Regions from separate parts of the Homo sapiens genome. Here region 1 is linked to region 2. A link is an interaction called in ENCODE POLR2A ChIA-PET data of the cell type or tissue named here. Cell type or tissue: endothelial cell of umbilical vein. All regions are shown on one strand. Links, peaks and the distances in the headings refer to the core of each region. The heading gives the core; the rest is flanking DNA. Region 1 overlaps USP37 (ubiquitin specific peptidase 37). Region 2 overlaps TTLL4 (tubulin tyrosine ligase like 4).

Evidence for each region. Peaks named below come from ENCODE experiments on the same cell type or tissue, not always from the same donor. Only the 100,000 strongest peaks of a DNase experiment are listed, where the experiment ranks them.
Region 1: POLR2A ChIA-PET joins it to region 2 with 5 read pairs; 2 of 35 experiments call an interaction of 5 or more read pairs at or near these places.

What each region holds. Positions count from the first base shown.
Region 1 is chr2:218,478,967-218,483,365 of GRCh38, reverse strand. USP37 (ubiquitin specific peptidase 37) reads left to right here. Exons shown (of 26, transcript NM_020935.3): 17 at 1,132-1,296; 18 at 3,651-3,716. Among named protein-coding and RNA genes, the nearest start is that of VIL1, 62 kb to the right of the region's middle. In endothelial cell of umbilical vein, for the core only: no CTCF peak of the experiment used is centred there; no DNase peak of the experiment used is centred there.
Region 2 is chr2:218,714,185-218,718,583 of GRCh38, reverse strand. The region is part of intron 1 of TTLL4 (tubulin tyrosine ligase like 4); the gene reads right to left. Among named protein-coding and RNA genes, the nearest start is that of TTLL4, 5.5 kb to the right of the region's middle. In endothelial cell of umbilical vein, for the core only: no CTCF peak of the experiment used is centred there; a DNase peak (open chromatin) is centred at 2,323.

The sequences.
Region 1 (4,399 bases), core at 253-4,252, 240 kb after region 2:
TTGGGCCTCATCTTTGAAGATCAGTGATTTTGACTATCATTTTCCTGTTTTATATTACCTTCCCCCCCACCTTTTACTGCTCCATGCATAGCAGGGCTACACTATAGGCAGTGTGTCCAGAGTAGCCTCATATTACCTTTTATTTTGGTTAGGTTATTTGAAATTCTAGTTAAAATATTTAATTTTGACATTGGTTTCATATCAGTTGTGTCCTTGTATTCTCTCAAATTGTATATTTGAAGATCCTGAGTTCTAGCACGCTTTTTAAAGAGAACTACAATCTATAACTTCAGTTTGCAAATTTTTGTTTGTGGCTTCTGTGATGAAGGCATATATGGTAAGAATCAGTTTTTTATAGATCATTTTTGTGTGTGTGCCTAGAACTGAAGTTTATTCCCATAAGATGTTTGAAATTCAATTTTTAAAGTGTTCTTGTGGGTTGAGAAATATATTTAATCCATCAAGCAGAGATCGTGTTCTGTGTGAGAAGTGAAAAGGTTACCACAATTTTAACCACAAAGAATTCAGTGCTTCTAAAGAGCTAAAAGCCTTTACAGACCCACAGATCAGATTTGGCATGCAAATTTTTGTAAAGCTTTTTTCTAAATGGGGAAAAGTTTTGTATTTCCTCCTTAGCTTTCTACAGAGAAAGTACTTCTGAAAATAAAAGAATAATTCTCATCAAAAATCATCTTGAAGTAATTAATGTTTACCATCAAATATAAGAGCTATGTAACATTTTAATAGACATTATTTTACTAGTAGTGGTTATATAAAACCTATTGCTTTTTAAACTATGTAACAGTGAAGTAAATAATTTAAGGATTTAACCCAATATCAGTGCCAAATTTAACATTCTTGTCTGCTATATTTTATTTATTTGTGTTTTTTCTAGGAACATTATAAGTATTTTACCCAAACCACACTAATCCACCATTATTTGTATGCTTTTTACCTAGCCCAATGCCTGGCACTAACAGGTATTCAGTAAATATTCTTTGACGTGTCTTTGGTTTGGCCAAATGGATTTTTTAAATCAAAAGTCGTCTAACATAGAGTGATCTCTTTTACTGTAAGAAAGATACATGTATTATGTATGAATTAGTAAGGTTGTCATCTCCTGTTTTTCAGGGTCCTCATTCTCCATTTGAAACGATATAGCTTCAATGTGGCTCTCTCGCTTAACAATAAGATTGGGCAGCAAGTCATCATTCCAAGATACCTGACCCTGTCATCTCATTGCACTGAAAATACAAAACCACCTTTTACCCTTGGTTGGAGTGCACATATGGCAATGTAAGTCCTTGAGAGACTATGTCTTTATATTCCCTTTTGAAATAGAAAGGCTTTAGTATCTAATCAAAAGAATGACTGAATTACATAATATGACTCCAAGGTAAAATCAGATCAATGGCCAGATGCAGTGGCTCATGCCTGTAATCCCAGCACTTTGGGAGGCTGAGGCAGGAGAATCGCTTGAGCCTAGGAGTTTGAAACCACCTATGGCAACAGAGCATGACCTCATCTCTACAAAAAATAAAATAATAAAGCCAGCATGGTGGCACACACCTGTAGTGCCAGCTACTCGAGGCTGAGGTGGGAGGATTGCTGGAGCCTGGGAGATGAAGGCTGCAGTGAATGGTGATCAGAGCAAGACCCTATCTCAAAAAAAAAAAAAAAAAGAAAAGAAAAGAAAAGAAATCAGACCAAGAAGGAGATTTTAATTTTGCTTTACTTTGTTTTAGTGTTAAATCACTGCCTGAAGTAATTGAAGAAAATGCTTAAAATTTTTCCAAAGTTATTAGTTGCTTTTCATAGTGAGGTGCTTTTTTAGGAAGTGCTCTTGGTTAGAGTGCTAGAAGACAGTTTGATATACTTCTTGAATATGAGTCAAACTTAGGTGATAATAAGAGTCACCTAGACACTAAAAATACTGATTTTTGTGTTTTTTCCCTGGAAGTTCTGTTTCAGTAGGTCTGAGATAGGCGCTTAGGAATCAATATTTTTAGCAAATGCTTCAGTTGACTCTTCAGGACATGCAGATGTGAGAAACCCTATACTCAATGTTATGCCTTCATGCATATATTATCAGCAGTGTAAAGAACTTAAATGGCTCCTGAAATTTCTCAAGAAAAAAAGAAGTAATCTTTACTTTAGGTTTTTGCTTCATCATGTATGCTGGGAAAACCTTCGGACTTCTTTGAGTGTTCCCCTTTTTTCTACATACTTGCATTACTTTGAAGCCATATGTTATGTCATTCTTTTCTATACTTGAACACTAGTTTGGTAGAATAATAAAATTGTAGAACTTTGAAGATGGAAGAGATTTTAGAGGTTTTTGTCCAAACCCTTAAGAGGACCAAGGAAATTAAATGATTTTCCTAAAGTCATACAGTTAGTGTCTGAAAGAGCCACGTCTCATAGAAGTTTACACTAGTGTCTCAAGGGTCTACTAATAAAGGCATGTGCCCAGAGAGTCTAAGTGTTTCTGGTTTTTTCCTCTCACAGCTTTTCACGTTTTTGCTTGGTGCATACTACCTTCTGCTGGTAGAGCTATTACTCTTGCTGGCAGTAGTACTATGTCACACTAATAGTGTATGATCACAGGCCTGAAGCCAAGCTATCTGACTGTACAATTTGATAGCTTTTAGACCTTGCACAGATTCCTTGACTTGTCTATAAGAAAAACAATAGGATGGTTGTGAACATTAAATGAGGTAATAATATGTAGAGTTCTTAGCACAGTGTCTGACATCCAGTAAATCCTCCATAAATGAGAGCTATTACTTTAAAAGAACTGAGACAAGGTAATTTTCTCCAAGTTATTTTTTTCATATGTATTACACTTGACTTCATTTCCAGTGCTGTCTATGTAGATTATTGGATCAAGGAGAGCCTAGAGATGGTATTTTATTTTCTCTTTTGGCCTCTATTGCTAGTATTTTTTTTTTTTTTTTTTTTTTTTTTGAGACGGAGTCTCGCTCTGTCGCCCAGGCTGGAGTGCAGTGGCGCATCTCCGCTTACTGCAAGCTGCGCCTCCCGGCTTCACGCCATTCTCCTGCGTCAGCCTCCCGCGTAGCTGGGACTACAGGCGCCTGCCACCATGCCCGGCTGATTTTTTGTATTTTTTTAGTAGAAACGGGTTTTCACTATGTTAGCCAGGATGGTCTCGATCTCCTGACCTCATGAGCCACCATGCCCGGCCATTTTTTTTTTTTTTGAGATGGAGTCTCACTCCGTTGCCCAAGCTGGAGTGCAGTGGTGCGATCACCACTTACTACAACCTCCGCCTCCCAGGTTCAAGCAATTCTCATGCCTCAGCCTCCCGAGTAGCTGGGATTACAAGCACCCGCCGCCAAACCCAGCTAATTTTTGTATTTTTAGTAGAGACAGGGTTTCACCATGTTGGCCAGGCTGGACTTGAACTCCTGACCTCAGGTGATTCGCCCACTTAGCTTCCCAAAGTGCTGGGATTACAGGCGTGAACCACTGCACCTGGCCTATTGCTAGTAATTTAAAAAGTATTATAATTGTTCAATTTTCAAGAGGACATAAAAGGAATTATAGTAAGAATAATTCATTTTATAATTTAAATATATATCTTTAATAATTCATTTGTATACATTATATATTTTCTAATTTTCTGATAGTTCTAGACCATTGAAAGCCTCTCAAATGGTGAATTCCTGCATCACCAGCCCTTCTACACCTTCAAAGTGAGTTATATTTCTTATGTACCCAAAATCTGTGTTTAAGGTTTTGGCTTACCCTAATCTCCAAGATTGCCTCCCTGCCTTTTCATTATTGTTTTTCTTTTTGCATGATAATGCTCTTTATTACCTATACTTTTGAAACTTTCCTGAATTTGGTTTAGAATATATTGAAGGATATAACAAATTTTAATCAGTGACACAAGGTTAGCTCATCCTCTCAATATTCTGTCTTAAAACTTTTAAAAACTTATTATTGTTAATATGTAATACTTTCATCCTAAAACTCTAAAAATTAACTGAGGACAAGGGAGTCTAGGGATTTAAGGGATAAAATAACCCCTATTAGTCTAAAGCACTCTTCCTTAAAGATAGGCATGGAATCCCAAAACATTTTTTACCTGTTGTTAGCCAGTCTGGAACTTCTTGTCTTTGACACCGAATAGGAGTTGTTTTGAAAGGGGACAGGAAAACAAGCAAGCATTCTACAAATGCCCTATTTTTTTGTTTAAGACCAAACTTTATCCAAGGAGGGAAGCACATGCCTTTTTTGTTTGCTTTTTAAATATATTTCCTCTAAGATTTTACTAGAGGAGTTCCTGATTAGATCATTTCAATTGATTTAGTTGTCGTTTGACTTTTTAATTAATTTTTCTAAAAATTTGATGGCCCAAAGTACTTTTAGAGAA
Region 2 (4,399 bases), core at 91-4,090:
CAACATGGAGAAACCCCATTTCTACTAAAAATACAAAACTAGCCAGGCATGGTGGTGCATGCCTGTAATCCCAGCTACTTGGGAGGTGGAGGCAGGAGAATCGCTTGAACCTGGGAGGCAGAGGTTGCGGTGAGCCGAGATTGCGCCATTGCACTCCAGCCTGGGCAACAAGAGTGAAACTGCGTCTCAAAAGAAAAAAAAAAAAGAAAAGAAAATCTATTGCTGCTGTCGCAAACCAACAAGTCTCCAGGGACCAGGCCCAGACCAACTTGGACAAGGTATCTATTTCTAGAGAAAGCAATTATTCATTACCCACTAATTAAATCACTCTCCTACAAGAGAGTGTGGCTCTTGGGAAATGCAGTTTCCCTTTCCTCCTTCAACTAGGTGTTTCCCTCGGTCACCAGGGAAACTCAGGACATCAGAAATGGTTCAGTCTACAGTCCACAAGATCTCTGATGAGATTACCTCAACTGCTCAACAGTTATGTTAGAAGATAGAACTGACAGGCTCACGCCTGTAATCCCAACACTTTGGGAGGCTGAGGCAGGTGGATCACGAGGTCAGGAGATCAAAACCATCCTGGTTAACACGGTGAAACCCCATCTCTACTAAAAATACAAAAGGCGTGGTGGCAGACGCCTGCAGTCCCAGCTACTTGGGAGGCTGAGGCAGGAGAATGGCCTGAACCCGGGAGGCGGAGCTTGCAGTGAGCCGAGACTGTGCCACTGCACTCCAGCCTGGGTGACAGAGCAAGACTCTGTCTCCAAAAAAAAAAAAAAGAAGAAGATAGAACTGACTTGCCTGGAACCAAATAGAGAGGAGTGTAGGAATCACATTAATTTTCTCTTATGAGATAAATCCCAAGCTCTCTCTCCCTAAGGAAAGGTGGAGGAGCAATATATCTCTCCTAAAGCCCTACTAAGAGAGGAAGGTCAAGAATACAGCCTAGTGAGAAGGGTGGGTCCGTATAAGTCAAGATTAGTGAAATTACAGGTAGCTCTTGTAGAGCACAGTTTAGCAATGCCAAACAAGTAAGCAAACCTGAGGAAAAGATACAGGTTATGGCAGCTGGAGCTGAGGGAGGTAAACCTATAAATTACTGAAAAGTGAAACCAGTGGAAGGGTTTATGTAATGGGGTGACTCACTCTCCTGAAGCCTTGCCCTTTATCAGCTTCGGGAAGGAGGCTCTTTCCTCCTTCTCAGGTGGGCTCTGGAGCAGCAGTTCTCAAAGCATGGTCCACAGACCCTGAGGGGACCCTAAGATCCTTTTGGCGGTCCTGCTACATAGAAAATATTTTCATAACAAAACTAAGAGGTAGCTGGGTGGGGTGACTTGTGCCTATAATCCCAACACTTTGGGAGGCTAAGGTGGGCAAATTACTTGGGCTCCAGAGTTCAAGACCAGCATGGGCAACATGGTGAAACCTTGTCTCTACAAAAAAAAAATACAAAAAATCAGCTAGATGTGGTGGTGCATGCCTGTGGTAGGAGGATCACCTGAGCCTGGGGGGTGGAGACTGCAGTAAGCCATGATCATGCCACTGCACTCCAGCCTGTCTTCGGACAAAAAAAAAGAAAAAGAAAAAAACCTAAGATGTTATTTGCCTTTTTACTGTGCTGACCTTTCCACTGATAGAGCAAAAGCAATAATGAGTAAAACTGCTGGTGACTTAGCATGAATCAAGACGATGGCACGAAATTAGATTCTTACCCACTATACTTTTCCACCACACAGTGAAAGAATACAACCAGGTTTACTTGATGGCACAGTGTAAATTTTTTTTTTCTTTTTGAGACAGAGTCTCGCTCTGTCGCCAGGCTGGAGTGCAGTGGCACGATCTCGGCTCACTGCAACCTCCGCCTCCTGGGTTCACGCCATTCTCCTGCCTCAACCTCCTGAGTAGCTGGGACTACAGGCACTTACTACCACGCCCGGCTAATTTTTTGTATTTTTAGTAGAGACAGGGTTTCACCGTGTTAGCCAGGATGGCCTCGATCTCCTGACCTTGTGATCTGCCCGCCTCGGCCTCCCAAAGTGCTGGGATTACAGGCGTGAGCCACTGCGCCCAGCCCGACACAGTGTAAATTATATTAAATCTCATTAAAAAGTGTCCTTGAGTATGCTTTTTAATATTCTGTGTGATAAAATGTGAAGTACATATAAAACATTTATGCTGCATGCAGAACATGTTGATTATCTCTAAAGCACTTGTGTGATTGTCTGAATTGCAGGATTTTTCTGTGGAACGCCATGTTTACTTGAAAGAATGAATGACACATAAGTAATAGTTATTCCGACGTCATTATTTGGCAAAGGTTCTGGAAAATGAAACAAAGTAAGCCTGTCACTTCAAGGAAACCAACTGACTGTACTTGTTGCCAATGATAAAATTTGAGCTTCCCAAAGAAAATTAGAATTTTGGCAAAATGGTATCTGCCACCACGAGTTTGAGTGCTTCCCAATATTTAACTACTTCTCTGAAGAGATTGTGGTGATATGATTTTTTTGACACTATACAATAAACTGTGACACGTGGGAGATCTGCATAACTCAGTGAACCAGTATTTTCCTAACAGTCATGCCTCACATAATGTTTCAGTCAACAGATAGTCCCCATAGAAGACAATGTCCCATAAGATTATCATTCCAGGCCGGGTGTGGTGGCTCACGCCTGTAATCCCAGCACTTTGGGAGGCCGAGGCAGGTGGATCACGAGGTCAGGAGATCGAAACCATCCTGGCTAACATGGTGAAACCCCATCTCTACTAAAAATACAAAAAAATTAGCCAGGCGTGGTGGCGGGTGCCTGTAGTCCCAGCTACTTGGGAGGCTGAGGCAGGAGAATGGCGTGAACGAGGAAGGTGGAGGTTGCAGTGAGCCGAGATTGCGCCACTGCACTCCAGCCTAGCGACAGATTGAGACTCCCTCTAAAGAAAGAAAAAAAAAAAGATTATCATTCCTTATTTTTACAGTAGCCTTTTCTATGCTTCAATGTTTAGATGCATTGTGTTGCAACTGTGTTGCAACTGCAGAGAATACTCATTATGGTGACATGCTGTTCAGGTTTGCAGCCTAGGAGCAATAGGCTATACCATGACTGTGTAGCATGACTGTATCACATGTTACAGAATCATGTATGGATCTAAGACCCAGTCAAAGTGAGACAGATCCATGGATTTTAACATAACAAAGTATGAAATGTTCACTGATATCATTTCAGATTCCACACTGTAACTAGCCTTTACAAAATCATGCTTTGTTTTGCATAGTACCAATACCCACAACTATCTGAGAAGACTACTGAAATACTTCATCCTTTTCCAGCCATCTGTGTGCAGCTGGATTTTCATTATTCAATCAAAACAACTATCACAATAGACTGGAGAAACATATGAAAATCCAGCTGTCTTCTATTAAGTCAGACACTAAAGAGATCTAAAAAACAATGCCACTCTTCTCACTAATATTTTTAAAACAGTAGCATTTTTTAAATGAAAACATTAAGTGAACTTATGCTAACCATAACTTAGGTTAGAAATGCTGTTTGTGTTAACTAACTTACGTTAGCATACAGTTAATGTAAATTGTAACATACGTAAAAATGTTATTCATGTTAGTAATGGGCTTATTACTTCTAAATGAATATTTCAGTTCCTAATATAATATTAAAATATAGGCTAAGCGCAGTGGCTCAAGCCTGTAAGCACTTTGGGAGGTTGAGGCGGGAGGACTGTTTGAGTCCAGGAGTTCGAGACCAGCCTGGGCAATATAGTGAGACCCCATCTCTAAACAAAATTTAAAAAGAAAAAATTGAATATTGAAATATATATATATATATCCCTTTTTTTTTAACTGAAGATTCCAAAGAGCTTTTTCAAGTACATAAAGAAATCCTGAGCCCAAAAACTCTGAGCTCTGAGCACTGCCGGTCTAGAGAAGCACTATGCTTCTCTAGCATATCTATGAGGGCTCCGAAGGACAAGGTCCTTTGTATTGTAAGGCCTAAGAGAAACGAGCACTCTCAGTATTTGTTCCCAACTCTGCCAGAAGAAAAGGTAAGAAGTAAAAGGCATTAAAGGAAAAGCTTTTCTCTGTAATTTACTGACTTTTGGTGATTTACCAAAGCACCTGATCACAGGCTAAAATTCAGACACTATGATCAGACAATTCCAAGGTCATAGAAGGAATCTAGTGAGAAAGCTAAATCCAACTCCAAAACATGAGTATCAGATGGATTCTGAAGTTAAGGCTTCATCTAGATACAGATTTTCAGCAAATGACAACTTCCTATTCACACATTCATTTCTGCATTTGGTTATGTATTCTCTCTGTCCCCTTCTTCCTTCCTCTTTGCTCTACCCATCCTTTCAATGCTGGTGTTGCTCTGAGTTCAG